Regions from separate parts of the Homo sapiens genome. Here regions 1, 2, 3, 5 and 6 are each linked to region 4. The links are chromatin loops, found by intact Hi-C in ENCODE. Cell type or tissue: PC-9. All regions are shown on one strand. Region 1 has its middle 21 kb from the start of LINC02536. Region 2 overlaps ECHDC1 (ethylmalonyl-CoA decarboxylase 1). Region 3 has its middle 26 kb from the start of LINC02536. Region 4 holds the start of LOC124901399 (a long non-coding RNA gene). Region 5 has its middle 20 kb from the start of SOGA3-KIAA0408. Region 6 holds the start of MTCL3 (MTCL family member 3).

Region 1 (5,000 bases), 180 kb after region 4:
TTTATCCCTTATTTGTTCCTAATTTCTTCCAGAAAAGTTAGAATACTATATATATTCCTTGGTACCCAGATTTTTTTCACTTATTTTTTTTCCTGGGAAATTACTATGTATGTCCTCTTAGAGATATTTGTCATCTTTAAATTTTTGTTTGTTTGTTTGTTTGTTTTTACTAACTACATAGCATTCCTCTGTGTGGATATTCAGTAGTTAATTCAACCAATACCCTATATGTGGCGATTCAAAATTATCAAACACATTTCAAATACAAGTAATATCACAATGAATAACCACCCCCCCCCCATATTTCATAGCAGATGTATTTTTAAGGTGAATTCCCAGATGAGAGATTGCTGGTTCAAAAGATGATTGCATAGGATGTGTAGTTCTGAAATAAAATGGTCTAGACTCACATTTCTCTGCTTTTCCCCTTTAAATGCAACTACATTCCCTAGAGACTATTCTACAGTGATGACAGGACTCTGAATGAGGAGAAATAGATACATAAAGACTGGCTAGAGACCTTGAGACTTTATAAATGTCATCATAAATGGTTCTCTGGGTTTTCTTTTATCTCTAATATAATCCTTGATTGGGCACCAGAGAGGTCTGCAACCTGGAACTGTCAATAGGAATACACAAGAACACCAAGAAAAATTGCCCTTTCTGGCCAAAGGACAGAAAAGTGGAAGATCAGCAGAGAACTAGTAGGGAACCCAGCTCCCATTCCACAACCTGAGCACCTGTAGGCAGTCTAATGCATTGGCAGGAGTGGCAGCAGCACAGAAGGAAACCCTAGGCCATTCTAGCTTCCACTCTACAACCTAGGCATCAGAGAGTCGTGTCATCTGCCTACAGGTCAGCAGTGTAGGTGACCTTCATTCCCTGCCCTCCATACCTGCAAATTTCACCCCACTAGAAGGTCAACAGGTGGCCCAGAGAAGTGATTTCTGCCCACATAGATGGTTCCAGCAGACATTGAGTGAGAGCTCAATAACATCAGAAGAACCAGAACAGAATAACATTGTAAGCGCTGAGAAAACTAAACTGCCATTGGAACTGAGTCCCGCAAAAGTATACCAGAACCTATATGCTAAACAAGGCTACCGTGTACTATGATAGAAAATTTATATAGGATCCAGGGATTTACACAGGATCAAGCATAATAACCAAAATGTCCAAGATACAATCAAAATCATTTGGCATACTAAAAGTGAGACAAATCACAATTTGAATGAGAGATGACATTCAACAGATGTCAATATGCAGATGAATCAGATGTTGAAATTATCCGCTAAGGATTTTAAAACAGCCATCTTAAAAATGCTTCAATATCTAATGGACATTTATAGAGCACTTCACCCAAAAGCAGCTGAATACAAAATTGTTTTAAGTGTCCGTAGAACACTCACAAAGATAGAGTATATCCTGAACAATAAGACATACCTTAACAAACCTAAAAAATTAAAATCATAAAGAGTATGTTCTCTGACCATAATGAAGTAAGCCAGAAATCAATAAGAAAATTCCTCAGGATACAGAATGAAAAAACATTAATTGCATTTCTATACGCTGACAAATGGATATTAAAATTTTAAAAATAGGACTATTTTTAGTAACTTTAAAGAAACTGAAATACTTAGATTTAAATCTTATAAAACAGGAGTGATGTCACCAAAATGGCAGAGTAGAAGCAAGCTGGCTTCACTTTCCCTTGACAGAAAACCTAAAAAAAAATACGGCACTAAGATTATCATCAGCAATATTCCAGAACTCAAATATGAAAATGAGACAGTTCCTGGGTCGACAGAGAAATGAAAAAAAACTCTGTGCAGAGGGTGAAAAAAAAATCAGACATTTACATTTGAGATCCCTGTTCCTTGGTCTGCCAGGCACAAAACCCAAGGAAAATTTCTCCCTGACTCATGATTACTATACAGGAAAACGTGAGATCAAGGGGGACAACCAGCTTCCCCACCATCTTGGGTTCCTTGGCAGAAGACCCGTCCCTCCTCAAACCGTTGGAAACATCACAAATGCCCAAAGGGAGAAAAATTCCTGAGGACAGCTAGAGACAAAGCGGAGAGATGGGACTAGCATCCACAGGTGAAAAACACTGCTCTGTATCGAGGCCAAAGGAGATGCCAAATCAGAGTAGCTGTTCAGCAGCACAGTGCTTTAGCGGGTACACGTGGGTCTCCTGAGCATGAACTTTTAGTCAGCCTTCCTACACTGCCAGGATGCCAGGGTATTCTCTTTGGGACCTTCCCCATCCAGGACAGGCAGCACTCTGAACTTCGTTAGTGCCGAAAAGGCAAATCTGGGCTAAAATGCCATCTAGTGCTGGAAAGGAGGTAGTGACCCAGCAAAAAGATACTGAACAGCTACATCGCAAATAAATATCTAAGCAAACATACTCAATAAAAACCCAAACAAGCCAGATAGAGTAGAATTAATAACTAATTCTTCAATGCAAAGACATATATATATATATATATATATCCACAAGAAACAACACTAGCAAATGGTGAACCATGACCTCCTCAAACAGACAAAGAAAGGAGCCAGTGATCAACCCCAACAAGAAGGCAATAGATAAACTCTCCAATCAGGAATTCAAAATAGCAGTTTTTAAGGAAACTCAGAAATCTCCAAAATAACACAAATAAGCAATTCAAAAATTTATCAGAGAAATTCAATGAAGAATTTGAAATAATTTTTAAAAATCAAACAGAAATCCTAGAACTTAGAGGTATATTTGCTTAACTAAAAAGTTCATTAGGGGCTTTTAACAGTAGAATAAATCATGCAGAGAAAAGAATCAGTGAAGTCAAAGACAGGCAATTGGAAAACACACAGTTTGTGAGAGAGAGAAAAAAAAAGAATGAAAAGGAATGAAAAATGCCCACTGTTAAGAATTAAAGAAAGAGGAAAGAAACAAAAAGTTGCTCCACAGTCAAGGACAGGTTTATTTTAGAGAAAACAAACCTGAGAGGGGCGTCTGGCTGAGTTAGGTCGTGCCCACTCTCTTACTAAGAGTTTTTAAGGATTTAGGGTAGGAGAGCTTATCAGAGGCTTGGACTGCTTCTGTGTCTCTTTTGTGTCTTTGTTGTGCTTATCTGGGAGGGAGAGTTGTGTGTCTGTTCCCATACATCCCTGCAGCTGAAGGCATACCTGCAGGGTCTGCTTTTAGCTTCCCTATCTTAGTGCACCTGAAGGGAAAGGAATGTGATTATTAAGGCCCACTGTTTTACTGGGGCCCGTTGTATGAGGGTGAGGTTTCGCAGTTACCCAAGAGACATTCCCCACACCTCCCTTCGTGCCCAAGCAGCCTCATCTGTGTTTTACTGTCTGCTCTTTCTGGCTGCTTGTAGTTGGAAGAGAAGTGATTTCCTTGAAGTGCATGAGGCTAGAAAGGGAGCTGGAGCTTAAAATGGTGGTGTTTGTCCGAAATGATGGTGTCCGAAATGATGGTGCTCCTGCTCTGTCACCCACAAGATATAAAAAAACTACCTTAAAAGAAAATCTAAAAATTATTGATATTTAAGGGGGATCTGAGAAAAAGAAAAAGATAGAAAGCTTATTCAATGAAATAATAATATAAAACTTTCCAAAACTTTAGGAAGATATAAATATTCAGGTATGCAAAGGTCAGAGATCACCAAACAGATTAAACCCAAGTAAGACTACTCCAAGTCATGCAATAAAATTCTCAAAGGTCTAGGGTAAAAGGGGATCCTAAAGACAGCCAAAGGAAATAAGCATAAATGTATAAAGAAGCTCCAATTTGGCAACAGATTTTTCAGTAAAAATCATATAGGCCAAGAGGGAGGAGGATGACATATTCAAAACAGTAAAAAAAAAAAAAATGCCTACTGAGAATATTATACCCTGAAAAGTTATCTTTCAAACATGAAGAAGAAATATAGTTTTTTTCAAAATAAACAAAAACTAAGAAAATTGATCACAACAGACCTGTATTACTAGAAATCATAGAGAGAATTTTTCAGTTTGAAAGGAAAAAGACTGACATACAAAAATAAAACATAAAAAGGCATAAACCCCCCTCATAAATAAGTACAAAGACAAGCTCAGAATACTGTAACAAGATTTTGGTATGTAATCCAATGAACTCTAGTATGAAGACTAAAAGACAAATCTACCAAAACCAATAGGTGCTACAGCAACCTGTTAAGAGATAGTCAGGATAAAAATATTTCAATTGAAACAACAAAAGTAAAAATGTGGGGGGAATGAAGTTAAAGGGTAGAGTTTGTCATTTTTCCTTTATTTCTATTATTTTCTTTGTGATAAAAGATAAGTTGCCATCTCTTTAAAATAACTTGTTATAATTATAAGATTTTTGCAAGCCTGATGGCTACCACAAAGCTAAAACCTATAAAAAATGCACTAAAAATAAAAACAATAAATTAAAACATACTACCAAAGAAAATCACGTAAGCACAAAGCATGACAGCAAGAAAAGAAAAGAGGAATTACAAAACAACCAGAAAACATGCCACAAATGGCGGCAGTAAGTCCTTACTTATCAATATTAACATTGATATAAAAGAAATAAATTCTCCAATGAAAAGATATAGAATAAATGAATGCATAAAGAAACAAAATCCAATTATATGCTGCTTATAAGAAGCCCACTTCACCTGTAAAAACACACATAGACTGAACTTGAAGGAATGGAAAAAGATATCCTATGCAAATGGAAACCAAAAAAGAGCAGGAATAGCTATATTTATATAAGATAAAATAGACAACAAATCAAAGACTGTAAAAACAAACAAACAACACTCTTTTAAAAAAGAGGTCAACTCAGCAAGAGGATATAACAACTATAAATATCTATATACCCAACACAGTAACACTCAAGTATATAAAATGAGCATTAATTGATCTAAAGAGAAAGATGAGTTGCAATACAATAATTGTTGAGACTTCAACACCCCACTTTCATTAATGGACAAATTATCTAAACAGAAAAATCG
Region 2 (5,000 bases), 160 kb before region 4:
CTTGTTGCCCAGGTTGGAGTGCAGTGCCGCCATCTCAGCTCACTGCAACCTCTGCCTCCCGGGTTCAAGTGATTCTCCTGCCTCAGTCTCCTGAGTAGCTGGAATTACAGGCGCCTGCCACCATGCCCGGCTAATTTTTGTATTTTTAGTAGAGACGGGTTTTCACCAAGTTGGCCAGGCTGGTCTCGAACTCCTGACCTCAGGTGATCCACCCACCTCGATCTCCCAAAGTGCTGGAATTACAGGCCTGACCCACTGTGCCCAGCCTTAAAATTCTTTTAATTATATACTTAGATGTACGTTTTATATTTATATATGTATTGAAATTATATATTTCATAACTACCTGTATTCAGTGTAAAGTGAGGAATGCATTTAATACTTTCACACATACAGCATTTCCTGTTTAGTCTCATATCAAGCATAAAGCCAATGACTGCTTCCTCTTCGCAGAATAAAATGTAATAATAGCAGCATTCTAATGCAATCTGCACTGATGACAGCAGAGGGCACTGTCATATAAAATAACTTTTTTTTATTGTGCATAAGAATTTTGTGCATTATTGAACACTAGTTTTCAAGAGGCTAGGATTTCTGTAAACGGTCTTATATACCAAAAAAACTAGAAAATCTCTATTTGTGTGAGCATGAAGTGACATATTTTAACTGATGAATTGAAACCTGAGTCATAAATTATAAAAAGAAAAATTAATATAAAATTTACTGTTTTTCATAAGTTAGCATACTGAAACTTTTCTCATTCTATTTCTACTACTATATGATGCCATTTATATGAAGTCAAAAAAATAAAAAATATATTTATTATAGAATATTTAGCTTATAAAACTATAAAGGAAAGCAAGAAAGTAATTACCATAAAATTCAGGGTAAAAGCCAAGTTGTGAATACAACAGGAAAGTTCTTGAAGGAAATTCAAAGTGCTAATCCAGTGAACACATGAATAATAAGGAAGCGAAACAGTCTTATTGCCGATGTGAAGAAAGTTTTAGTGGTCTGGATAGAAGACCAAACCAGCCACAGCATTTCCTTAAGCCAAAGGCTAATCCAGAACAAGGCTCTAACTCTCTTCAACACTACAAAGGCTGAGAGTGGTAAGGAAGCTGCAGAAGAAAAATCTGACGCCAGCAGAGGTTGGTTTATGAGGTTTAAGGAAAGAAGTCATCTCCATAATATAAAGGTGCAAACTGAAGCAGTAAGGGGTAACACAGAAGCTGCAGCAAGTGATCCTGAAGATCTAGCTAGGGTTATTGATGAAGGTGGCTACACTAGCTAACAGATTTTTACTGTAATATTAATGATCATTTGGCAGTATTCCCTGTGAGCCAGTGGTGACAGTGGCCATGGGGCGACACTCCTCCACCTTTGGAAAGGGGAGAAAAGACTGGAAAGGTCTATGTCTTGTGGTCTGAGTTACAGCTCAGACAAGTCAGAACACCAGCTAGACTTCTAAAGTTTTTGACTCTAGTGTCAGGCTCCCAGACAGCACCTCTGGACTTTTCCAGAGTCTAGTGGAAATCACCACCCTGCAGGGAAGAACACAGGCCTGGATGGCTTTGCCACTTGCTGATTGTAGAGTCCTAGTCCCTCAAGTGAACATAGGCAGTATCCAGGGGGTGGTTATGGAAGGCCTTGGGCAAGACCCAGTGCTGTGTTAGCTTCAGATGTGACCCAGCACAGTCCTAGTGGCGGTGGCCATAGGGTTACTTAGTTCACTTCACCCTCAGCTCCACGGGGCTCAGCAGAGAGAGAGAGAGATGTCATTTGTTTGGGAGAAAGTGAGGGAAGAGAACAAGAGTCTCTGCCTGGTAATCCAGAGAATTCTTCCGGATCTTCTCCAAGACCATCAAGGCAGTATCTCCAGAAGTCTGCAAGAACCAGAGCATTACGGGGCTTCGGGTGCCCTCTAAAGCAGATACAGCTTAGATCACAACACCTACGTCCTTCTGAATATCTAGAAAGCCTTTCCAAGAAGGACCACTACGAACAAGCTCAGACTGTGAAGATTATAATAAATACCTAATTCTTCAATGCCCAGATACCAAAGAACATCTACAAGTACCAAGGCCGCCTAGGAAAACATGTACCCACCAAATGAACTAAACAAGGCACCACAGACCAATACTGGAAAAAGAGATACGTGACTTTTCAGACAGAGAATTCAAAGTAGCTGTTTTGACAAAACTCAAAGAAATTCAAGATAACACAGAGGAGGAATTCAGAATCCTATCAGATAAATTTAAGAACAAGATTGAAATAAAAAGAACCAAGCAGAAATTCTAGAGCTGAAAAATGCAACTGGCATACTATTGAAGAATGCATCAGAACTTTTTATGGCATAACTTTTTATGGCAGAAATGATCTAGCAGAAGAAAGAATTAGTGAGCTTGAAGACAGGCTATTTGAAAATATAGTCAGAGAAGACAAAAGAAAAAAGATAAAAAAGCATCCCTACAGGATATAGAAAATAGTCTCAAAAGGGCAAATCTAAGAGTTATTGGCCTTAAAGAAGAGGTAGAGCAAGAGACAGGGTTAGAAAGTTTATTCAAAGGAATAATAACAAAGAGCTTCCAACACCTAGAGATAGATATCAATATCCAAGTACAAGAAGGTTATAGAGCAGCAAAGCAGATTGAACCCAAACAAAAGTACCTCAAAGCATTTAATAAACTTCCAAAGGTCAAGGATAAAAACATGGTCTGTAATAAAGAAAGGATCCTAAAAGCAGCAAGAGAAAAGAAACAACACACAATTAAGCTCCAATATGTCTGGGAGAAGACTTTTCAGTGAAAACCTTACAGGCCAGGAGAGAATGGTACGACATACTGCAAGTGCTGAGGGAAAAATCCTTTCATGCTAGAATAGTATATTCTGCAAAAATACCTTCAAACATGAAAGAGAAATAAAGACTTCCAGACAAACAAAAGCTGAGGGATTTCATCAACACCAGACCTGTCCTACAAGAAATATTAAAGGGAGCACTCTAATCAGAAAGAAAACGATGTCAATGAGCCATAAGAAATCATCTGAAGGTAAAAAACTCACTGATAATAGTAAGCATACAGAAAAACACAGAATATTAAAACACTGTAACTGTGTCTTATCTTAAGTAGAAAGACCAAATGATGAACCAATCAAAAATAATAACTACAACTTTTCATGACATAGACAGTATACAACAAAAAATTAAAAAGCCAGAGGATAAAGTTAAGGCATAAAGTTTTTATTATTTTCTTTTTGCATGTTTGCTTGTTTATCCAAACAATGTTCAGTTGTTATCAGCTTAAAATAATGGGTGATAAGATAGTATTTGCAAGCCTAATAAGATGCAGTATTTGCAAGCCAAAAAACATAAAAGATACACAAAACAATTAAAAGCAAGAAGCTAAATCAAATCACTGAGAACATCATCATCACAAAAAGGAAGAAGAAAAGAAAGAGAAGACCACAAAACAACCCAAAAAACAAATAAAATGGCAGGAGTAAGTCCTTACCTACCAATAATAATATTGAATGTACATGGACTAAACTCTCCAATCAAAAGACACAGACTGGTTGATAGATTAAAAAAAAAAAAAAAAGACCAAATGATCTGTTGTGTACCAGAAACACATTTCACCTATAAAGACACACGAAGACTGAAAATAAAGAAATGGAAAAAGATATTCCATGACAATGAAAACAAAAAGAAAACATGAGTATCTATATTTATTTCAGACAAAATAGATTTCAAGACAAAAATTGTTAAGAAGAGATGAAGAAAGTCACTATATAATGATAAATGGGTCAATTAAGCAAGAGGATATGACAATTTTTATGCCACCCATCACTGGAGCACCCAGATATATACAGGAAACATTATTAGAGCTAAAGTGAGAGATAGGCCCCAATACAATAATAGCTAGAGACTTCAACACCCCACGTTCAGCATTTGATACGGTTTGGATTTGGGTCCTCACCCAAATCTCATGTAGAATTGTAATCCCTAATGTTGTAGGAGGAGGTGATTGGATCATGGGGGCAGCCTTCCCCCTTGGTGTTCTTGTGATAGTGAATGAGTTCTCATGAGATTTTGTTTAAAAGTGTGTAGTACCCTTCCCCTTTTCTCTCTTTCTCCTGCTCCAGCCATGTAGGACGTGCCTGCTTCCCCTTCATCTTCTGCCATGAGTGTACATTTCCTGAGGATTCCCCAGCCATGCTTCCTGTACAGCCTGTGGGACTATGAGCCAATTAAACCTCTCTTCTTTATAAATTACCCAGTCTCAGGTAGTTCTTTATAGCAATGCAAGAATGGACTAATACAGCACTGGACAGATCTTAGAGACAAAAAATCAACAAAGAAACATCAGACTTAATCTGCACTATAGAAACAAATGTACCTAATAGATATTCATGCAATATTTCCTCCAAGAGCTGGAGAATACACATTCTTTTCCTCAGCACATGGATCATTCTTAAAAGTAGACCATATGTTTGGTCAAAAGACAAATCTTAAAATATTCAAAAAATTAAAATAATAAACATCTTCTGTGATCACAATGGAAACTACAAATCAATAACAAGAGGAATTTTGGAAACTACACAAATACATGGAAATTAGACAATATGCTCCTGAATGGCCAATGGGTCAATTAAAAAATTAAGAAGGAAACTGAAAATTCTCTTAGAACAAATGATAATGAAGTACAACATACCAAAACCTATGGGATACAGCAAAAGCAGTACTAACAGGGAGTTTATAGCTATAAGTGCCTACATCAAAAAACAAGAAAAATTTCAAATAACCTAATAATGCATCTTAAAGAACTAGAAAAGCAAGAGCAAGCCAAACTCAAAATTAGTAGAAGAAATACTAAAGATCAGAGCAGAAATAAATGAAATCTAAATTAAAAAAATATTGACTGGGCATGGTGGCTCACGCCTGTAATCCCAACACTTTGGGAGACCAAGGCGGGCAGATCACGAGGTCAGGAGTTTGAGACC
Region 3 (5,000 bases), 230 kb after region 4:
GTTACATTTTCTTCTCCTCTCCCTCCTCCCACCCTCCACCCTCAAGTAGACCCCAGGTTCTGTTTTTCCCTTCTTTGTATTCATGAGTTCTCATCATTCAGCTCTCACTTATAAGTGAGAATATGTGTTATTTGGTATTCTATTCCTGTGTTAATTTGCTAAAGATAATAGCCTCGTGCTCCATCCATGCTCCTTCAAAACATGATCTTGTTCTTTTTCATGGCTGTATAGTATTCCATGATGTATATGTACCACATTTTCTTTATCCAATGTGTCATCGATGGACATTTAGGTTGATTCCATGTCTTTGCTATTGTGAATAGTGCTGCAGTGAGCATTCACGTGCATGTGCCTTTATGGTAGAATGATTTATATTCCTCTGGGTATACACCCAGTAAAGGGATTGCTGGGCTTAATGGTAGTTCTGCTTTTAGCCCTTTGGAGGATCGCCATTCTCCTTTCCACAATTGTTGAGCTAATTTACACTCCCACCATCAGTATCTAAGTGTTTCCTTTTCTCCGCAACCTCACCAGCATCTGTTATTTTATGACTTTCTAACAATAGCCATTCTGACTGGTGTGAGATGGTATCTCACTGTGGCTTTGATTTGCATTTCTCTAATTCTCAGTGATATTGAGCTGTTTTTCATAAGCTTGTCAGCCACATGTATGTCTTATTTTGAGAAGTGTCTGTTCATGTCCTTTGCCCACTTTTTAATGGGATTGTTTGTTTTTCTTGTAAATTTGATTATGTTTCTTATAAATCTGACCTTTGTCAGATGCATAGTTTGCAAATATTTTATCCCATTTTGTAGATTAACTGTTTACTCTCCTAATAATTTCTTTTGTTGTGCAGAAGCTCTTAAGTTTAATTAGATCCCATTTGTCAATTTTTGGTTTTGTTAAGATTGCTTTCAATGTCTTTGTCATAAAATCTTTGCCCATTCCTGTGTCCAGGATGGTATTGCCTAGGTTGTCTTCCAAGAGTTTACAATTTTGCTTTTTACATTTAAGTCTTTAATCCATCTTGATATGATTTTTGTATATGGTGTAAGGAAGGGGTACAGCTTCAATCTTCTGCACATGGCTAGCCAGTTATCCCAGCACCATTTACTGAATAGGAAATCTTTTACCATTGCTTATTTGTTTAGCATTGTTGAAGATCAGATGGCTGTAGGTGTGCAGCCTGATTTCTGGGCTCTCTATTCTGTTCTACTGGTCTGTGTGCCTGTTTTTGTACCAGTACCATGCTGCTTTGGTTACTGTAGCCTGTAGTATGGTTTGAAGTCAGGTAACATGATGCATCCAGCTTTGTTCTTTTTGTTTATGATTGCCTTGACTATTCAGGCTTTTTTTTTTTTGGTTCCATATGAATTTTAAAATAGTTTTTCCTAGTTCTATGAAGAATGTCATTGGTAGTTTGATAGGAATAGCATTGAATATATAAATTGCTTTGAGCAGTATGCAATTTTGATAATATTGATTCATCCTCTCCATGAGCATGGGATGCTTTTCTATTTCTTTGTCTTTTCTGATTCTTTGAGCCATGTTTTGTAATTCTCATTGTAGAGATCTTTTACCTTACTGGTTACCTGTATTCCTAGGTATTTTATTCTTTTAGTGGCAATTGTGAATGGGATTGCCTTCCTGATTTACCTCTCAGCTTGGCTGTTGTTGGCCCCTTTAAGTTTACTTTCCTGAATCTTTTTATAAGAAATATCAGATTTGTCTTTTAAAAGCCTCTCAAAGCTATAATGTCAAGCCAAGGACTCATCATCAAACTTTGCCTGCAATACCTATAGATTTTAGTGAATTCCTCTTGTCTTGGGCTCTCCAAAATATCCTGAGGTTCCTGGGCCTGCCAGGAAGTGAGAGCCACTATGAGGCTGAGAATCTTTGAAGCTAGATGTTCTTTGTATCTTCTCAAATATAGTATCCCAGTCAGAGTCTTAGTAATATAACCGGTATTTCCAATTCTGTCCTGTTATAAAGAAAACAGAGTCTTATTGAACTTTTGCAATTCACTGTATTGCCAAGAAATAAGAAAATCAACAAGTAGCTTTGTGAATTCTGGAAGAATCAGGTAGGGAGAAAAGGTAAATATTTTAATTCTGTTTACAAAAGCGTATGTTACCAATATGCTATAGATAGCTTAAGAAAAAATTTAAAATTTCCTTAGTTCAGGAAAATAAAACATTTAAGAACCTCCAAAATTTTGAATAGAAAGTCAAAAAACATTATCCTCAGCAGAATGAACATCATGCAATTCTTATTTTGCTTGATCTTGTTACAGCTGTTGCATGAAGCCATTAGGTTTTTCATTAGAGTTTTAAAAATTCTTACCCAGTCCAATGATAAGATCACAAAGTTATCAGCAGCAATCTGTATTTCAGAGTACCTGTCAGAGTCTTTTTCATGAATGTCCTTGAAGATAAGGCAATTTTAAACTGTAGCTGATTACAAACACTTTCAGAGAAGAATCAAAGTAAAGCAATTAACTGTCCATGAACGACAAGAGTTAAATTGCCCATTGTTAAAAAATCTGATGACAGCTTATTATAACAATAATGTAATTACAAGGAGATGTGGTTATTTTTGTGACATAACTATATTTTAGACTTGGATGTTACTACCTTTTAGGATGTAAAGAAAAAGAGATTGAGTGAAGTTAGAAGCAATTTTTTTAAACTTGAATATTACAAATGTTAACTTTCTATATGCTCCAACTTAACTGAACCTTAGAATTGAATTCTATATTGTGTTTGAAAAACAGTGGTAAAAAAAGGGAGAAGCAAGCTTTTGAGAAATGCAACTGCTTAGATTTATAAACTAGACAACTAGCAGCATCTAGTGGTCATGCTCATGATCAACCCCTGTCTTCATTTTCATTGTTGCTTGGAATTAACTTGCATTCCAAGGCTTGGCAGATATTTTGAATTAAGTAAAAACCACATGTGAAAAAAAAACAAAAAACTTAAACTAAACATCAGTTTCAATGTATATGTGTTGTAAACATACAACACATATACTGTTGTTTATAATTGCGTTCAATTTCTGATAGAATTTAATACATTGAATAAAACTTATCTAAGACAGTGTTCAGCTGCTTTATTTGTCTTAAGAAGGGTTGTGATTTTGCCACATTTAGGGGACTGGACTTAATTTTATCAATTTCAATATTAAATGTTCAGTTGATATTTTGGAACTATTATGGAAAACTGTATTATTTTAACTGATAATATTGACATGGATTTTGAACAAATATTTATTTTATTCATTTGTTTGAAATTGAGTTATAAGCACAACAGTTTTCCATCCTTGAAAGCACATGACAGTGAGGTTTATACACATGGTTAAAAAATGATAATAGGTAATAATTACTTGGTGGCAAAAGAAAGGTAGCCAGGAGTTTTTATGATTCTCATGACCAATCTGCAAATAAATAATCAAAAGTTGAATGCAGATTAAAAACTGTCAGGAAATGGGTGATTTCTACTAACATCATTCAAATGCTCTAAAAATTATCTATTTCACATGCTGATAGTATGTTACATGGATACTAAATACACAAGGATTATAAGCAAAAATGCAGGAGGGGAAATGGAAGAAAGAGACTAATGACGTTTATGCACCTTTCAAGTGCCAGGCACTGGGTTGTGCTTCATGTGCATCCATCATTATCCTTCATCTCCATGACAATTCTACTGGCAGGTGTCTTTGTCCCCCATTTAATAGATAATGGAATGAAGTCCTGCTCCTGTGATCACACAAGTAGTAAGTGACCAAGGTAAATTTGAATTTGACCAAATCTGACTAAAAATTGATGTTCTCAGAGTTTATCAACTCATTATATACACAAAATCTATAGTCTGGGAAAAAAAGTTTTTTACAATATCAGCATTTTTTTAGTCCTGTCATTGTTTTGCAAGCCCTGAAAAGACATAACTTCAGAGTAAAGGAGTGAACAATGTGCCATCCCCAAATATGCCTACTTGGTATGTTGATTATTCTGAGTTAAAAACATTAGAGAAATAATTTCAGAAAGGCTGAGCTGACCTATCTCTTTCTACCTGCAGCAAACAATAAAGATTCCTCTGGAAGGGGTACTCTCTCCATATCAGGGTCAGAAAATAGCCCGTATCACCAGAGACTTGGAATTGAAGGCTACAGTGGACCTAAATAAACATAATTAATGAAGTAATCCTCATCCTTCACCTGTTTTACACTTTCCCATGTATTTCTTAGTAACTCCCCTGGAAAATTTTTACCACTGTAGCCAGATTTTCTTTGTCCTATCATTTCTTCTCAAATCTATCACTCTATGTCTAAAAAGTATCAAGGCATCTTGCTTTGGCCACTTCTTTTGACTTCCCTCTCTTGTGAAGAACCCCATGTGCATGTAAAACTAATAAAATTTGTATGCTTTTCTCTTATCAACCTGCCTGGTGTCAATCTGGTTTCTCCATCCAGCTGAAGAACCTATTAAGAGTTAAAAGGGGGGTTGGAGGTGACCCCTGGCTCCCTACAAGTGTCATCTGTTATCTTGAAAGATGCTCCACTGGTCAAGCATGACTCTTACTCATCAGTGAACAAACATTTTCATTTTACACATTTATTCAACTATTCTCTCAGGTACTTGTAGGACTGGAGAACAAAACAGGTAGGACATTGCTTTCATGGAGTTATGGTCTAGTTGGGAAAGATGTAACAGGTTTCAAAGGTAATAAAACTGTGCTAAACATGAAAGGAACAAATACACAATGCTTGGAAATGTTTTGAAACCTCCACAATTAAAGATAAGGCTTAAGATAAAAATCTAAGTTAGAAGTGGTATTACAAAATAAATGTATATAGCATTAGAGATTTATTCATTCAAAAATCATACATTTTGCACCTACGATGTGGTGCTGTTGATATCAAACAGATGATACAAACAGCCTAAACACCAAGAACTCAGTAAAAATATATGCAAACCATTATTCACAATACTGAAGATACAC
Region 4 (5,000 bases):
TGAAAATCTTATGAAAAAAATGCAATTTGTTTTGTAATGCAGTTTTTCTTTAAACCATTTGAACATTTAAATCTTCAAATATGAAATTCACAAATGATTGCCCTATGTTTTAGAAAGAATTACATCATTCATACCTTATGACATACTAATCTTATTTCAATGTATAACAGATATGTAAAGAAATGTACATAATAACACTTAATGGAAAATAAATGTAGAAACACTGCCTGCTGTCAAGAAACAAAAAAGAAAATTCTAAAAAGAAATGGAAAAGATCTATATTAATAATAATATTAAGGCACAATCAAAAACATTTTAAAAAGGGTAAAAGAGAACTAATGCGTGCATAAATGTCACTAGCAGGTGTTTCCAGACTTACAGAATTTTAGAGCCAGAAAGAACTTCTGAAATCATCTAGCTAACCTTCTCATTTTACAGTTGAGGGAAGAGGCCCTGAGAGTAACTCATCTGCTCAAGGTCACAAAGCCACTTAGTGGCCATTCCAAGAATAGAATCCAGGTCTCCTCATTCCTGGTGGAGTGCCTTGAAGTTCAAAATTCCAAGAAGTGCAAGGGAAGAAAATCGAAATAAGAATGCTGGATATGAGAGGAGACTGAGAAGTTGATTTCTGGCTTTGGCAAATTTTAAATTCAGTTTTCTTCTATGTCCAAATGAGAGAGAAGATACTCTATCTTTCAAGTATGACATAAGAATCATATAGCTGAGTATTTATTTATTTATTTTTGAGATGGGAGTCTTGCTCTGTCACCCAGGCTGGAGTGCAGTGGCGCAATCTCAGCTCACTGCAACCTCCGCCTCCCAGGTTCAAGTGATCCTTCTGCCTCAGCCTCCTGAGTAGCTGGAACTACAGGGGCATGCCACCATGCCCGGCTAATTTTTGTATTTTTAGTAGAGACAGGGTGTCACCATATTGGCCAGTCTGGTCTTGAACTCCTGATCTCGTGATCCACCCGCCTCGGCGTCCCAAAGTGCTGGGATTACAGACATGAGCCACTGTGCCCAGCCAGCTGAGTATTTATTACTATCTAAAGAGGCTCGTGTCCTTAGCTAATTGTAAACACTGGGTCAAAATAAAAAGGCAAATGGATTTTATCTTAGCAGTTAAAAAATCTGAAGATAAACATGGCAACATGGCCTTAAGCATGCTAGTGCCAGTACATATTTAATCTATGGTTTTGTTTGCAGAATGATCCTGAAGTGTTACAAAGCAGTTACTCATTTGTTCTCTTTATGGTATGACAACCTGGTTGTTATGAGACTGGAGAGCTTCTGATTTCTTGTTTATAACGTTTTTCCATTGCTTATTCTTTTACCCTTTAAACATATTTAACAATAAAAGGGGTACTGTGTTTCTATTTTCATTGGAAAGAAGATAGAAAAGATTGAAAAAGAGAACAACTTTTAAAAAAACTAAACTTGTTCTTTTTTGTTTGTTTTAGTTTAGTTTTGTTTTTGAGATGGTCTTGTTCTGTTACCCAGGCTGGAGTGCAGTGGTGTGATCATGGCTCACTACAACCTCAACCTCTGGGGCTCAAGCAGTCTTCCAGCCTCAGACTCCTGAGTAGGGGACCACAGGCACTTGCCACCATGCCCAGGTAATTTTTTAATTTTATTTATTTTTTTTTTTTGAGATAAGGTCTTGCTATGTTGCTCAGGCTGGTTTTGAACTTCTGAGCTCAAATGATCCTCCCTCCTTTGCCTCCCAAAGTGCTGAGATTATAGGCCTGAAACACTGTGCCCCGCCTAAACTCATTCTTCTGCATGTTAAAGTTCAAAGGCTACTATAAAGGACGTATTTTAAGAAATCCTTCCTTCTTGAATAATGTCTGCCCCTTGCAATTTTCAAAGTACTTTAAGATCATGAGATCTCAGTTGTTTAGCAGAACTCTTAAATCTTAAATTATCTTCAATTCCTAAGGTCTTGGGTACTTCAATTAACATTCCATTTAACAAATATTTGTGAATACCAATTCTGTGCCAGGTTAGACCAAGAGGACTCAAAGAAGAGGAAGAAATCCTTGTCTTCAACAGGTCTGGTCAGCTCTGAAGATTCCCTGAAATGTGACATGTAGCGTGACTGTTTGCATTCTGAGTAGCCCACTACACTGGTATAAATTCACAAATTTGGAGAGTCTCTCCTAGGAGTACCCACAGCATTCCACCAAGGAGATCACGGTTTAGTGTTACTCTCACTCAGTCCTAGCTGCATACTATAATCACACAGAGAATGAAAAAGAAAAATAGTAATGCTGGAACTCTCCCCAGACTTCTGACTCAGACCATCCAGTGGTGAGGTCCTGGCTTCAGACTTTTGATAAAGTTCCACAGCTGATTCTGTCAAATTTGGTCCTGTGTTATTTGAGTTCTAGAATGGCAATTTCAACTGTGTGTTAATAAATATAATTTTGATCCTCCTAAAATACTGTTTTGGAGTATAAAATTATGAGGATCACACACAGAATATTTACTATCCATGTACATGTTTGGATTATTACTTGCCAGCTAATGTAATATTTTTCCAGTGGGGGATGTTTATCCTTAGAATCATGGGAAACTGGCTGTCTCTTCTATTCTGAAGGCTGAGGACACGTCAACAGGTTTTTTAGCCAAGCACATCCGTCATGGGGCTTATGCGCAGGCATTTCCAGATGACAGAAATATTCAAAAGACACGTTTGAATGATCTGTTCTTTTTAGGTAGTGGTCCAAATTCTGAACCAAACAGTAACATATTTGAGAAATGTGGGCTATTTTAAAACTAGAAACAGACCTTGCTCACATTTTTCAAACTTGTTTTTAGCATCTCATTGTATTATTTACAGATTCTTGACTTGGAGGATACTGATAATGATGACAATAAAATCAAAAATAATAAAAAGGACTGTTTGAGGGCTACCTTTTCTTTAGTGACCAGCAGAGTCCTGGGAATGCTTGTCCACCACAAGAGGGCCACCCTGAGCCACTTACTTCTCTCTGCTAGGATGTTTCAGCAGTAAAGCATGGCTCAGGCTTGGTGAGTGCAATTTGAAGGACACAGGAACTAATCCATATTGCCCCAGGGAGTAACTAATCCACCTATATCTTCTACGAGAAATGTTAGATTTATCACTACCGGGTGGCAGCATTCTATTTCCAATAATTGCCTAGTAAAATACCACTGGTAGAGGAAATAACTATTGGCTACTCACCACTTCGGCACAGAAAAGAAGAGGTAGCACATACTAAGGACTAGAAGGAACAGATCAATATGGGTAGGCTTTGATTAGAGGTCAGGAAAGCCATCTGTTTCATTCACAGGGCATGGAGTGGGGAAACAGGTGGAAGATCTGAATGGGGAACTGCATAGGTGGGTGTTAGATTTTGAGCCCCTGGAGTTCAGGTCAAAAGGAATATGGCATCATGATATGAGAGGGATACAGTAAAGGATCTGGAGGTAAAGTTACAGAACGGGAGGCCTAAAGTCACACTTCAGTGTAGCTCCTAGGCCCACTCTGCAGAATCAGCCAGACCCATTTTCAGGGTCTTCTGCAGAACCATGCAGACCCATTTTCCATGGCCAAGGTCCCTCAGTAAGTCCATATTAGCCTATAAGCACAATACCTTGATGGGTAATTTGCCCATGAACATCTCAAAAATTCATAAAGGAAAAGGGGTTAGGAAGAGAGAGTTACAAAATGGTGGTATCATGTAGGGCAAAAGCTATTTCAAGTGCAGGAAGGAAACAGTAGGTATTTAGTACATCCTCAAAAGCAGCTGTGTCTGACCCTTCCACTGTATTCTGATGTTGTTGACGCTATCAATATATATTGCAAAATAAGATTTCTGCAACCTTATTCTTTTTTTTTTTTTTTGAGACAGAGTTTCACTCTTGTCACCCAGGCTGGAGTGCGATGTCACGATCTCAGCTCACTGCAACCTCTGCCTCCCGGGTTCAAGCAATTCTCTTGCTTCAGCCTCCCAAATAGCTGGGATTACAGGCACCCGCCACCAGGCCCAGCTGATTTCTGTATTTTTAGTAGAGACGGGGTTTTGCCATGTTGGCCAGGCTGGTCTCGAACTCCTGACCTCAGGTGATCCACTCAACTCGGCGTCTCAAAGTGCTGGGATTACAGACGTGAGCCACCGTGCCCAGCCAACCTCACTCTTTCTTTATCCAACTCTTTTTAATCCACACTACTATTTTGAATCCAGTCACTTTCTACAAATATCAGGTATCTTCAAACAAATAGCTGCATCTGAATCAATTACATTCCCTCTGAAGTACGGAGGCTGAATAGAGACTTCAGTTTCCCCTCTTGGACAGTTTTTTTCATATCAAGATGAGGTCCAAGGCCAGGGAGTCCTCATTTTCCTTGACTACCTCAACTAGCTTCACTACGGCTTTTTCCACTAGATGTAATCTAAGCTTATTTACAAACGCTAAGGCCCTCTATGCAGTGGGCCGACAGCCTCAGCAGGTACACATTTCCTTTCGGGCAAAGGCTCAGCAGATACACATTTCCTTTCCTGCTTGGATTCCCAGGAGTCACCTAATGTCCAGAAAAAAATTAATTTCAGTAACTTGTCATGCTGAAACCCAGTTATAAATGACTGATCTAGGCCAATACACAGGATGTTCTATTTAAGAAGTCTAACTCTATTTTGTCTGTCCCGGAGTCAGTGATGCAAAAGGAGTAACACAGAATGTGAAAAAACTGTTTATAAGAAAGATGGAAGGGAGTTATAAACTACAAACTAAACTGAGTGTTCTGACTTTAAGAAATAAGAGTATATAAGTCATTTCTTTAAAAAAGCTCTTAAATTATCTTCCCTTACTAAATCACTTGAGGCAAGTAAGTAAACTGATGAGCTGCTCTCTGCCCCTCATACTCTCTTAATATTTGAATGCACAGGTTAAGGCAGGTACTTTTGACATAAACTTAAAGAGCTAACTTTAAAGGTACATCATGTTGGACAACCTCAAAAAGAAGTGATGCCGTT
Region 5 (5,000 bases), 74 kb after region 4:
ACATATCAGGCAGCTGCCATTTGATCTGTATACTAGCCAGCAGAGGAGCGGCTCTGTACAGATCCAGATTAGCTTAGGGTATGTTCCTGCTGGGTCTAAAGGAGTCATAAAACCAACAAATAAATCCTGAGGTTCTCTGTGGCCCTACCCTGCTAGCTGTGTCCCCATTTTAGGATTCTGCCTTCATAAGCAGCTCATTGCCATAGTGGACTCCAAAATCCAACATCTTTCCAGAGAGAGAGAGAAAAGACAGAGAGATATAAACACTAAGAGAAAGAGATAGAGGGAGGAAGGGAGAGAGAAGACAGACAGGGAGGGGGGAGAGGAAAAGAGAGAGAAAGAGAGGGAGAAAGAAGACAGACAGATTGAGAGAGAGGTAGGAATATCTCCAAATTGGCTTATTGCTTTGAGGTTCTGTACTGGATTAGAACCCCTGGTAATTTCTGCTACGTACTTTAGTCTTGGATTTCTGAAAATTTAGGTACCTGGGAAATATATGTTAACACTATCAGTTTACTGTATTTTTAAAACATGTTTAATTAACATATTTTTATTTTTATTATTATTATTTTTTGAGACAGAGTCTCATGCCACTGCACTCCAGATGTGTTGCCCAGGCTGGAGTACAATGGCATGATCTTGGCTCAGTGTAACCTCTGCCTCCCAGGTTTAAGTGATTCTCGTGCCTCAGCCTCCCAAGTAACTGGGACCACAGGCGCATGCCACCACGCCAAGCTAATTTTTGTATTTTTAGTAGAGACAGGGTCTTGCCATGTTGGCCAGGCTGGTCTTGAACTCCTGGCCTCAAGTGATCTGCCTGCCCTAGCCTCTCAAATTGCTGGGATTACAGGTGTGAGCCACTGCACCCAGCCAACACCATCAGTTTATAAACATCAAATTAGGACCTCTATAAGTTAATAGAATAAAGTTATACCACTCACCTACCCTCAAAACTATTAAAATCCCCACTAGGAAAATGTCTGGGAGGACTGAAGTATCTAGATTTTTAGGATTGAAGTTGTGGTTTTAAATGGCAATACCTATTTTCAAAGTGCTTGAGTTTTTTGGGCAGGTGTATCTCTCTCTCTCTCTCTCTCTCTTTTTGAGAGACAGTTTTCCTCCTTGTCGCCTAGGCTAGAGTGCAGTGGTGCCATCTCGGCTCACTGCAACCTCCGCCTCCTGGGTTCAAGCGATTCTCCTGCCTCAGACTAACGAGTAGCTGGGATTATAGGCATGCGCCACCAAGCCCGGCTAATTTTTGTGTTTTTAGTAGAGACGGGGTTTCACCATGTTGGCCAGGCTGGTCTCCAACTCCTGATCTCAGGTGATCCGCCCGCCTTGGCCTCCCAAAGTGCTGGGATTACAGGCGTGAGCCACTGCACCCGGCCCGTGTATCTCTTTAAGATTCTCGCTCCTGTAATCCCAGCACTTTGGGAGGCCAAAGCATGCGGATCACCTGAGGTCAGGAGTTGGAGACTACCTGGCCAACACGGCGAAACCCCATCTCTACTAAAAATACAAAAATTAGCCGGGCGTGGTGGCGGGGGCTCTGTAATCCCAACTACTCAGGAGGCCGAGGCAGCAGAATTGCTTGCGCCCAGGAATCAGAGGCTGTAGTGAACTGAGAGCTTGCCACTGCACTCTAGCCTGGGCGACAGAGCAAGACTCTGTCTCAAAAAAAAAAAAAAAAAAAAAAAAAGATTCTAATTAGTTCTAATGAGCCAAAGCTTTGAACTTCTCCTTATTTCGTCTTCTCCCTTCTTTGCATTTTTCCTCTTTTGGTGTTAAATGTATAGCTGGGAGTTAAACTTGAAATAGACCACGTGGGTAAGGACTTAAACAGCTCCACTATTCCTCAATGGACAGAATGAGTGAGCAGCTTCTGTCAGCCCTTAGTTTACCAATGTGAATAAAACTGCTCCCATGCTGGCATTTGATACAGGAATGGGAAATTAAACTAATTTTTAAGAGCTAGAGTAGCATCTCTTTCTCACCTGGGAAAGAATTGGTAAGAATTGCATTGGTTAAAGTAACTAAGCCTAGTCAAAGTAGCTGGGGCAAAAGTGAATATTTATTGGAGAAACGCCTTCTTATCAAGTTTGATTAAAGAAGTACATGAATGTGGCTGCGCACGGTGGCTCATGCCTGTAATCCCAGCACTTTGAGAGGCCAAGGCAGGTGTCTCACCTGAGGTCAGGAGTTCAAGTCTAGCCTGGTCAACATGGTGAAACCATGTCTCTACTAAAAATACAAAAATTAGCTGGGTGTGGTGGCGTGTGGCTGTAATCCCAGCTACTCGGGAGTCTGAGGCAGGAGAATCGCTTGAGCCCAGGAGGCAGAGGTTGCAGTGAGCCGAGATTGCACCATTGCACTCCAGCCTGGGTGACAGAGTGAGACTCCAAAAAAAAAAAAAAAAGAAAGAAAGAAAAAAAGAAAAGAAAAGAAAAAGAAAGAAAGAAAGAGAAAGAAAGAAAGGCAGAAAGAAAAATAATATGAATGAATAATCAACTCCTGGAAGAATGACATCATGGCTTCCAGGAATAGCTGGAACCAGGGAATCAACATGATCAGGACTCTCTCCCACCGAACCCCCCACTCTCTACCTCAGTATACTGTCTGTGCTCCTCTCTGCTTTTCAGTTTCATTTTTTTTTTTTTTCCTACTCAAGGGCAGCTTCCTGCCCTGCTTCCTCCAGCATCTGCATTTTACATTGTGCTGCTCCCACTACCAGGGATGTACTAGCTACTCCTAAGTACAGTTTGAAAAACCCTGGGGAAAGATTCTGAGTCACTTTTTAGGTTATAGGCTTACCTTTGGTATATTCAGGCAACATCAAGAGGCTACATGGGGGATTGTGCACTACAATTCATAGATGAGGAAACTGAGGCACAGAGAGGATAAGCGACTTGTCCAAGATCACTCAGTTACTATAATATTATTTGATCAGTGTCTAGAGAAGATATTAAATATTAGTTATAATTAAATCTGTGATCATTAAAAAGCCATTTGGAAAGAGCTTGAAGCAGAGAACAGCACAATCAGGGGAATAGACTGTATTTAATGTTGTATACTACCATCTAGTGATAATCTAGAGAATTTCAGCATTATACATTAAATATGTATTTAATATTCGAAGTTTTATTTTTCTTGATGTAATCTTTACAAATGTATCATAAATTGGCAATAACTATATAACCACATATTTACATATTTTATGGGCCCAGTAAGAGAATAGCAGCCATTTAAAGGATCATTTCAATTAATGTTTTCAAAACCCACGTTTTTAAGGTGGATGTCACAATAACTTTGAAATTTAGAAAATTTGGGATAAATTATCTTGCATAAAATATTCATTTGCTCTCATTTTATGGTATGAAATGAACCAGATGTCAAGGTTTGCAACAGATAGCCTGGTATGTGAGCCTTCTTCCTAGGAGACAAATAGGTGCTCTTGAGAATGAGGCAAAACATAGTTAAATAAGTGGTCTCATTAGCCTACCATCTGGAGGGCATGCTTGCTTACTCCAGGGCCAGCCCTGAGAGCTGCTGTGCCACTTTGGTACTAGGATAGGAAATAGGGAGTCACAGGGCTCTAAGCTGGCAGTCAGCTTGGTTCTGAATCCACATGTTCACTCTGTACCCAACAAATATTTTAATACAATGTAGCCATGTTCCCCTTTCTTTTACAAATGTGTGATTTACAACAGCGGGATTCTAGCATTTATCAGGTCTACATAGCACAACATAATTTTAATGTGAGGGATTCCTGACAGGCTTATATATTAAAAAATTGAGCACTCAACCATGAATATTTTAAAGACTATATTTAGTCCAATATTATTTGATGATATTTAGTATAAACTGACATTGACTTAGAAGATATAATATTTCATAGTGTATGTGATCAATAAGCTTGTACTGGGAGCACTAGATGTGTACCAAGGTCTTTTACATATCTTTAGAAAATTCATCATATCATGACCCATATCCCTGGGAGCTGGCTAATATTTACAAATCCTCAGTTATTTGATGAAGTTTTTCAAACCTTGATATGATCAACAAGGGAAAAAGTCATGAAAAAAGAGGTAATTTGAACATATTTTCTTCCCTTGACGTAGCAATATTTCCTGGTGTGTGGAAATATTATTCTATCCGTCCTCAGGTGAGAAAGAGCTGCTACTCCAGCTTGTTAAAAAAATTAGTTTAATTTCCCCTTTCTGTATCAAATGCCACCATAGGAGCAGTTTTTAGTCACATTGTAAACTAAGGGCTGATGAGTGCAATCCGTTGAGTGGTAAGATTTAAAATCAGACATATTTTGAATATAAATCACAGTTTTACTGAGGTAAAAGGTTTTTTTAAATGGAGTCTTAAAATATAAAATGTATACGTGTAGTCATTAACATATTTTCTTTAGTATAGCCATGTGGGTGATATATTTTAAATATATCTGGAATATTTATTGAAATCATCCGGCTTCTTAGCAGTTATTTAACAATGTACCACATTAATGACAATTCTAAGAATGTTTCATTGGAATATAGAAAGCAATATTGCTCCCCTCCATCTCATTCCTTCCTTCCAGAGTAATCCGTAGGTGTCCTAGAAATCTCCTGAGATTCAGCAAGAATCAACATTCACATACACAAGGCTCAAGATCTGGGGGAGCCTGAAAGAGTGGCATTTGGTCATAGTGCCCTGATTGAGGAAAGCGTACTGGTGGGTTTTCCTGCATCCAAGCAGGATGCAGGATTCCTGGGCCTCCTGTAGGCATATTTACATGGGCTTGCATATTACAACCGAATGAACACTATTATTCACCAATTCTTCATGGCAAGACATAACTTACACTGTTCTTGGCAGTAACCAGGAACAGCTTAGCAAATTATTCAGAGATGCTAGGAGATAAATCAGCTTAAGTGTTGTTAGAGCATTATTCAAGCAGATGTACTTAAGGCAAAGGTATGTCTGCTCATCTTCGCCATACTGTAAAGGGTCCT
Region 6 (5,000 bases), 53 kb after region 4:
CGGCTTTGCGGAGGCGGTACTGCAGGATCCGGCAGTTTTTGTTGGCTCTCTCCAACTCGTGGCGCATTTCCTGCAGTTGACAGGCATCCTCCTCGAAGAAAGTGTCCCTCATCTCGTCCATCTCGGTTCTCAGCTCATCGATCTCGTTCTGAGGCGGTGACAGGCCGCGTGTCAAAATCAAACTCGCTTCCAGCCCTTCCGACACACACCGTACACACCCCATTCCAATTCCAAATTCTCAGCTTTAATTGCCCTCTCTCTCCACGAGACAGGAGTGACAAGGAGCTGAGTACAGAAGAGGAAACTGGGGGAAAAAGGCCCACTTTAGGCCCTCTCTCGTTCTCTTACTCTACCTCTCTCCAGGAAGAAGTGTGACAAACCATTATAATTAGAGAAACGGAGGCCCAGATTTGAATTTAAATGAAAACCTCGCGTTACTGAGAGCAGATTCAAATTCCGGCAAGGCCTAGGAAACCCCCTCCCTCCTTTCTTGTTCTCCTCCCTCTTCAAGGCTCCCTAACAGGTTAGCAGCCTCTGATCCCTGCCGGTACACGCCCTAATCCTCCCAGGCCCACTCTTCCCATCCCCCAGCCGGGTCCCCCCACCCTCCTCACCTTGAGAGTCTCGTTTTCCTCTCGCAGCTTCTCCATCTCCTCTTGCATTTCTTCCTGCTCTTGGAGCTGCTGCGGGTGCGGCTGCGACGAAGGGGGCGCTGCCGCCTGCATGCCCCCGCCGCTCGCGCTGCCCTCTGCGCTCTGCTGGGGGCCCTCCGCCGCCGCCGCCATTGGGGAGGCGGAGGCGACGGCCAGGGTCTCGCAAACGGCAGGGGGGCCAGACACCGGGGAGCTGCGGCTACTGCTGCCGCCGCCGTTCTTAGCGTGCATCTGAGCCGCGGCCGCCGCCGCTGCCGCCCGCTCCTTCTTGAGATGGAACTGGATGAGCTCAGACTGCAGACATCCTTCTTTCCAGTAGCTCCCTCCACCACCGCTGCCGCCCCCCGCAACGCCGCTTCCGGAGTTTCTGCTGCCGGTTCCTGGGGTTTTGCCCGCAGAAGAGGAGGATGGAGAAGGGGAGGCCCCCTCCCCGCCGCTGCCGCCCCTCTGCTGAGCGCGTACGCCTTTCCCTCGCCAGCCCCTGGGCGGCGGCGGCTGCGGAGCGCCCCCCTCCCTTTCCCCGGAGCCGCCGCCGGCTCCTCCTCCTTCCCCGCCCCCTCCTCCCCCTTCTCCGAGCGGAGGGGGTTCCCCGAGTTTCGAGGGCACGGACTCTAGCTCCCGAGGCGGCTCCTCGGGCGGTCCGGGCCTCCTGCCGCCCAAAGCGGCCAGGGTCGCGGCGGGGGCCGCTTCAGCACCAGCCACAGGCTGGACAGCTCCCGGAGCGGCCCCTTTGGGCGCCAGGGGCGTCGCCTTCTCGGCCCCACCTCCGCCTCCTCGGATGCTGGCGGGCGGCCCCGTGCGGCTCCCGGTCTTGTTACCCTGCTGTTGCTGCTGCTGCAGCTGCTGCTGCCGAACAGAATTGAGTTTAGTGCCGGCCCCCACTGGGGACCGGGTGGCCGCGATTGTCTGTCGCAGCGAACTGTCCCTCGGTCTAGCGGGTGACTGAGCTCGCTGCTGCTTTCTGCTGCTGCCCTCCGGGTGCAGACGAGCCTCAGTGGCTGCAGCGGCGGGAGAAGCTGCTGCTGTGGCAGGGGCAGCGCCCCCGATTGGTGGCTGACTCATGGCTATGAACCTACCAGATGCGATTTGGAAGAGCCCATTACTAGATCATCCTCTTCCCTCTTCACCGCCGCCAACCTTCCTTCCTAAGCTGGGACAGAAACAAAAGGAGAGAAGAAGACAACATGTCTGAATTTTTGCAGAGCAAAGGGTGATATTGCTCCATTTGGATGGCGCTTAATAGAAGCTTTGACTTTAGGAATAGGATGCAGGGCTGTCTTTAGGAATAGGATGGAGGGCTGTCAATTCTCATTTTGCCCAGGGTGGCGCTGTCTCCATCTCACTCCACCTCAGCAAAATGACGGATCTGAAAGCAGCTGAACCTTACATTCTCATGGTAGCAGGCTTTGGAAAGGGTGAGATACAGAGTCAGACAGGAATTGATGGAAAGGGAGATATAAAAGAAAAGAGGATAAAGTGGAAAAGAAGCTTCAGAAAGAAAAGATATCCATATATTAGAGTTGTCAACTCTGCTTTTACAACTTTGGCTTTCCTTACCATCAAATCCATATGTAAAGCCTAGTTTACTGGAGAAAGTTTTCATTTAATTAGTATTCCCAAGTTCAATTAGAGGAAAAGGGTTATGATGTAGGGTTCCTAGAGAATATTTTCTACGGATAAATGACACTTTCCCCAGGCAGCTCCAACCCTTAATGTTGTTTTTGGGAAAATGCACCCAACTTCCTTTATAATAGAACTAAAAGAAAATATAAATAATGAATGCCTTTAAATCAATCTCAGTTTCAAGAAAATAATAGCATTAAGAATTGTCTATATGGGTTAGTTATTAGCAACCCAAAAACGTATTTTTTCCCTTTTGGGAAATAATTTTTAAAATACATTTGGAAAAGTTGTGGTCAGTTCTGCAGTTTCCTAAGTTTCTGGTGATGAATTTTCCTATGCTTACCCAGTTTTGTAGTCTTATGAATCACTTTAGTTTTAAGTGTAATTGCTAGATAGAAAATATTTTCATTCTTAGCCATCTTCTTACATCGCATATCATAGGCAAAAGTTGTACTTTTTAAAGTGCCCATTTCCTCCTATATAGCAATTCTGAGACAGAACCCAGAAGGCTGGTGCATCTTCCCTCATGGTGGTAAGATCAATTTCCAGTATGTGTATTTCCAAGATAAATCCGTCACTAGCTTCTTTAATCTGAAAAATAGCAAGTTACTGCCTCATGGGTTCCTCTCCCTAGGGATCCAGGCAGCTAGTCAATTAGTTGCCTTTTCCTTAAAATTATTTCTGTCTAAAGCACTGAAAGGGGCATGACTAGGCATAAATTTCTCCTTTAAAAATATTTGTTCTATACAGAGAGCAGATTACTTTACTGCCAGTTATTTTACTTGCATTATTCTTGTTAACATCTATTGTTAGCATCACAACTTAGCATGCAGTAATTCCTCATTTTATAAAGAAATATTACCGAAGGGTTCCTAATCCACCTCCCTTTCTGTTTCTGGCATCTCCTTCCAACTCACTTTGAAATATAAAGGTGAACAAAGAAGACATCGGGGGAAAATTGCCCACCAACTTGTTTTCTACATCTTCTCTCCCAGTCGCGATACTACTAGAATGTCTGGCCTAGTTTATCATCATGGGTGGCACTAACATGGGCTATCTAACTAACTTATATTGCCAATGCAAACTTATTTTTGTTTTTAATCAGGCAGAATAATTCCAGAGCTGAGAAGCCAATGTTTAAACTCAGCCCTCAGACAGCATTAACCCAGGCGAAAGCTTGTGTTCCAGTAACTGGGCTCCACAATCAAAGGTATCCGGCTGCTGTCACGTGGTTCCCACAAAGTGACAAGATGCTGCATCTCTTCAAGGCTTTCCCGGTGAAAATTATCACCCAACCAACCCCTGCACGGCTTAGACCAACACTTTTAATCTCAAGTTTTATCCGCCTGCTAACCCACCCCATCATTCATCCCCAACCCTTTAGAAATCCAGAACTTGCTCACTTCTCAGCAGAGGCGAGGTTTCCAAGTAGCTGAACAAATCAACAGCACTTTCCTTCTGATATTCCGGGGATCTCAGGGTTTATTATTGTGCCTTTCTGCGCCGAGGAAAGTTCAACTTCATATTATTGTATGCGACTTTCCGGCTGAGCATGACTTTGGGCTCGCTCGCCGCAGTTCCACACCCACTCGATTTCTCCAAACAATGGCGGTAACGTCAAGATTCAGCTGCCCCCAGAGCGGGTGACTTCCCGGCGGTCCGCGGCTGGGCTGGAGCTGCAGCTCTCAGCAGGCTAACACGCGAGGTACCAAGCTGGGCCAGACGCTCCCCAGGAAGTGCAGAGATGTTCATGAGCTGACCTCACCGAACTGGGCAGGAGAGAAGGCGGGATTGCAAGGGACGATAGGGTAGAAGTAACCAAAGAGAGGTTACTTTCAAGAGGAAAGAGAAGAAGGCGGGGAGGGGGACGGGGGACGGGGGTGGGGAGTGGCGGGATAAAGAGACAAAAAGGCCAGAGCCACGCCCGAGATGGAAGATTGGCAGCAGCGCTCAAACTCCTTGCTCTATTCTCTTATCCCGTACTTGGCAGAGGATCCCAAAACCGCTCGAACACGGATGCACTGGTTTCCTGCAAAGCTTTGTCCTGGGTTCGGTCATTCTCCATCAATTATTTACTTGAGCTTCTTTTCCAAGGAGGCGGACTAGAACAGCCTTCCGGGCGTGACTAACATCTCCTGATGCAGCTGGCTGGCGGCTGCTGGGAGTTCTCTTTGTTCACTCACTTTAATTCTCAGTCGAGCTCTACACGCGGTGCTCCCTCCCCACCCCCAGCCCGGGCGGAGTCATCAGATGTCGTTTCCACGAATAGATAATGGTTGCCATGATGGGACCCACCGTCCCACAGACAAAGGGTTCTTGCGAAGCCACGACTAATTTAGTGCAAACCGAAATAAATATCGGCCCACAGAGATCCTTTACAGAACGGTTTGCCTTCAGTACGTTTTCCTGTTTTCTACTGAGTGCCGGTTTCTACCGTGAAAATGAGTAATTGCTGGGATCCATAATCTTTATAGTAGTGCATGCGAACAATAACAGAAACCAGGAAGAATACATTATATCAGCCTAAAAGGGAATTCATTTAAAAAGAGGAGTTCAGAATATACATGTCTTTACAATTTACACTAACCCATACTGTTTCACAGTAATAATATTTTTAAAAATTAAGTGGAATTTTCTCTTTTTCTTTTCAGTTTCTTCTTTCAGTGGTGGGCGGGGGGCATGGGAGCCTCCCTTCTACCTCTAAGAATTCCTTTGTGAGCTTGA

What was found. Peaks named below come from ENCODE experiments on the same cell type or tissue, not always from the same donor. Only the 100,000 strongest peaks of a DNase experiment are listed, where the experiment ranks them.
Region 1: it touches region 4 in a loop (3-fold over the local background); 24 of 110 quality-filtered maps call a loop at or near these places.
Region 2: a loop joins it to region 4, with 8 times the contacts of the local background. A loop is called at or near these places in 26 of 110 quality-filtered maps.
Region 3: it touches region 4 in a loop (3-fold over the local background); 4 of 110 quality-filtered maps call a loop at or near these places.
Region 5: it touches region 4 in a loop (12-fold over the local background); 82 of 110 quality-filtered maps call a loop at or near these places.
Region 6: it touches region 4 in a loop (2.8-fold over the local background); 22 of 110 quality-filtered maps call a loop at or near these places.

The regions. Positions count from the first base shown.
Region 1 is chr6:127,639,869-127,644,868 of GRCh38, forward strand. No RefSeq gene overlaps it. Among named protein-coding and RNA genes, the nearest start is that of LINC02536, 21 kb to the right of the region's middle. In PC-9, CTCF peaks have their summits at 2,323 and 2,524; no DNase peak of the experiment used is centred here.
Region 2 is chr6:127,302,433-127,307,432 of GRCh38, forward strand. All of the region lies in intron 5 of ECHDC1 (ethylmalonyl-CoA decarboxylase 1), which reads right to left. Among named protein-coding and RNA genes, the nearest start is that of RNF146, 38 kb to the left of the region's middle. In PC-9, a CTCF peak has its summit at 507 (motif pointing right); a DNase peak (open chromatin) is centred at 479.
Region 3 is chr6:127,687,447-127,692,446 of GRCh38, forward strand. No RefSeq gene overlaps it. Among named protein-coding and RNA genes, the nearest start is that of LINC02536, 26 kb to the left of the region's middle. In PC-9, CTCF peaks have their summits at 2,856 (motif pointing left) and 3,060; no DNase peak of the experiment used is centred here.
Region 4 is chr6:127,462,094-127,467,093 of GRCh38, forward strand. The region is part of intron 7 of SOGA3-KIAA0408 (SOGA3-KIAA0408 readthrough); the gene reads right to left. LOC124901399 (a long non-coding RNA gene) reads left to right here and starts at 1,501. Exons shown (of 2, transcript XR_007059750.1): 1 at 1,501-1,616; 2 at 2,003-2,441. RefSeq lists a silencer at 2,851-3,145. In PC-9, CTCF peaks have their summits at 2,965 (motif pointing right) and 3,170; a DNase peak (open chromatin) is centred at 2,988.
Region 5 is chr6:127,536,426-127,541,425 of GRCh38, forward strand. No RefSeq gene overlaps it. Among named protein-coding and RNA genes, the nearest start is that of SOGA3-KIAA0408, 20 kb to the left of the region's middle. In PC-9, CTCF peaks have their summits at 3,036 (motif pointing left) and 3,244; no DNase peak of the experiment used is centred here.
Region 6 is chr6:127,514,900-127,519,899 of GRCh38, forward strand. MTCL3 (MTCL family member 3) reads right to left here and starts at 4,436. Exons shown (of 7, transcript NM_001400265.1): 1 at 3,680-4,436; 2 at 615-1,803; 3 at 1-148. The coding sequence starts at 1,715. SOGA3-KIAA0408 (SOGA3-KIAA0408 readthrough) reads right to left here and starts at 4,436. Exons shown (of 13, transcript NR_174482.1): 1 at 3,680-4,436; 2 at 615-1,803; 3 at 1-148. LOC107986642 (a long non-coding RNA gene) reads left to right here. Exons shown (of 2, transcript XR_001744337.2): 2 at 1-401. RefSeq lists an enhancer at 1-432 and a silencer at 1,120-1,349. In PC-9, CTCF peaks have their summits at 856, 1,112 and 1,955; a DNase peak (open chromatin) is centred at 1,895; H3K4me3 peaks cover 2,315 bases; H3K27me3 peaks cover 452 bases.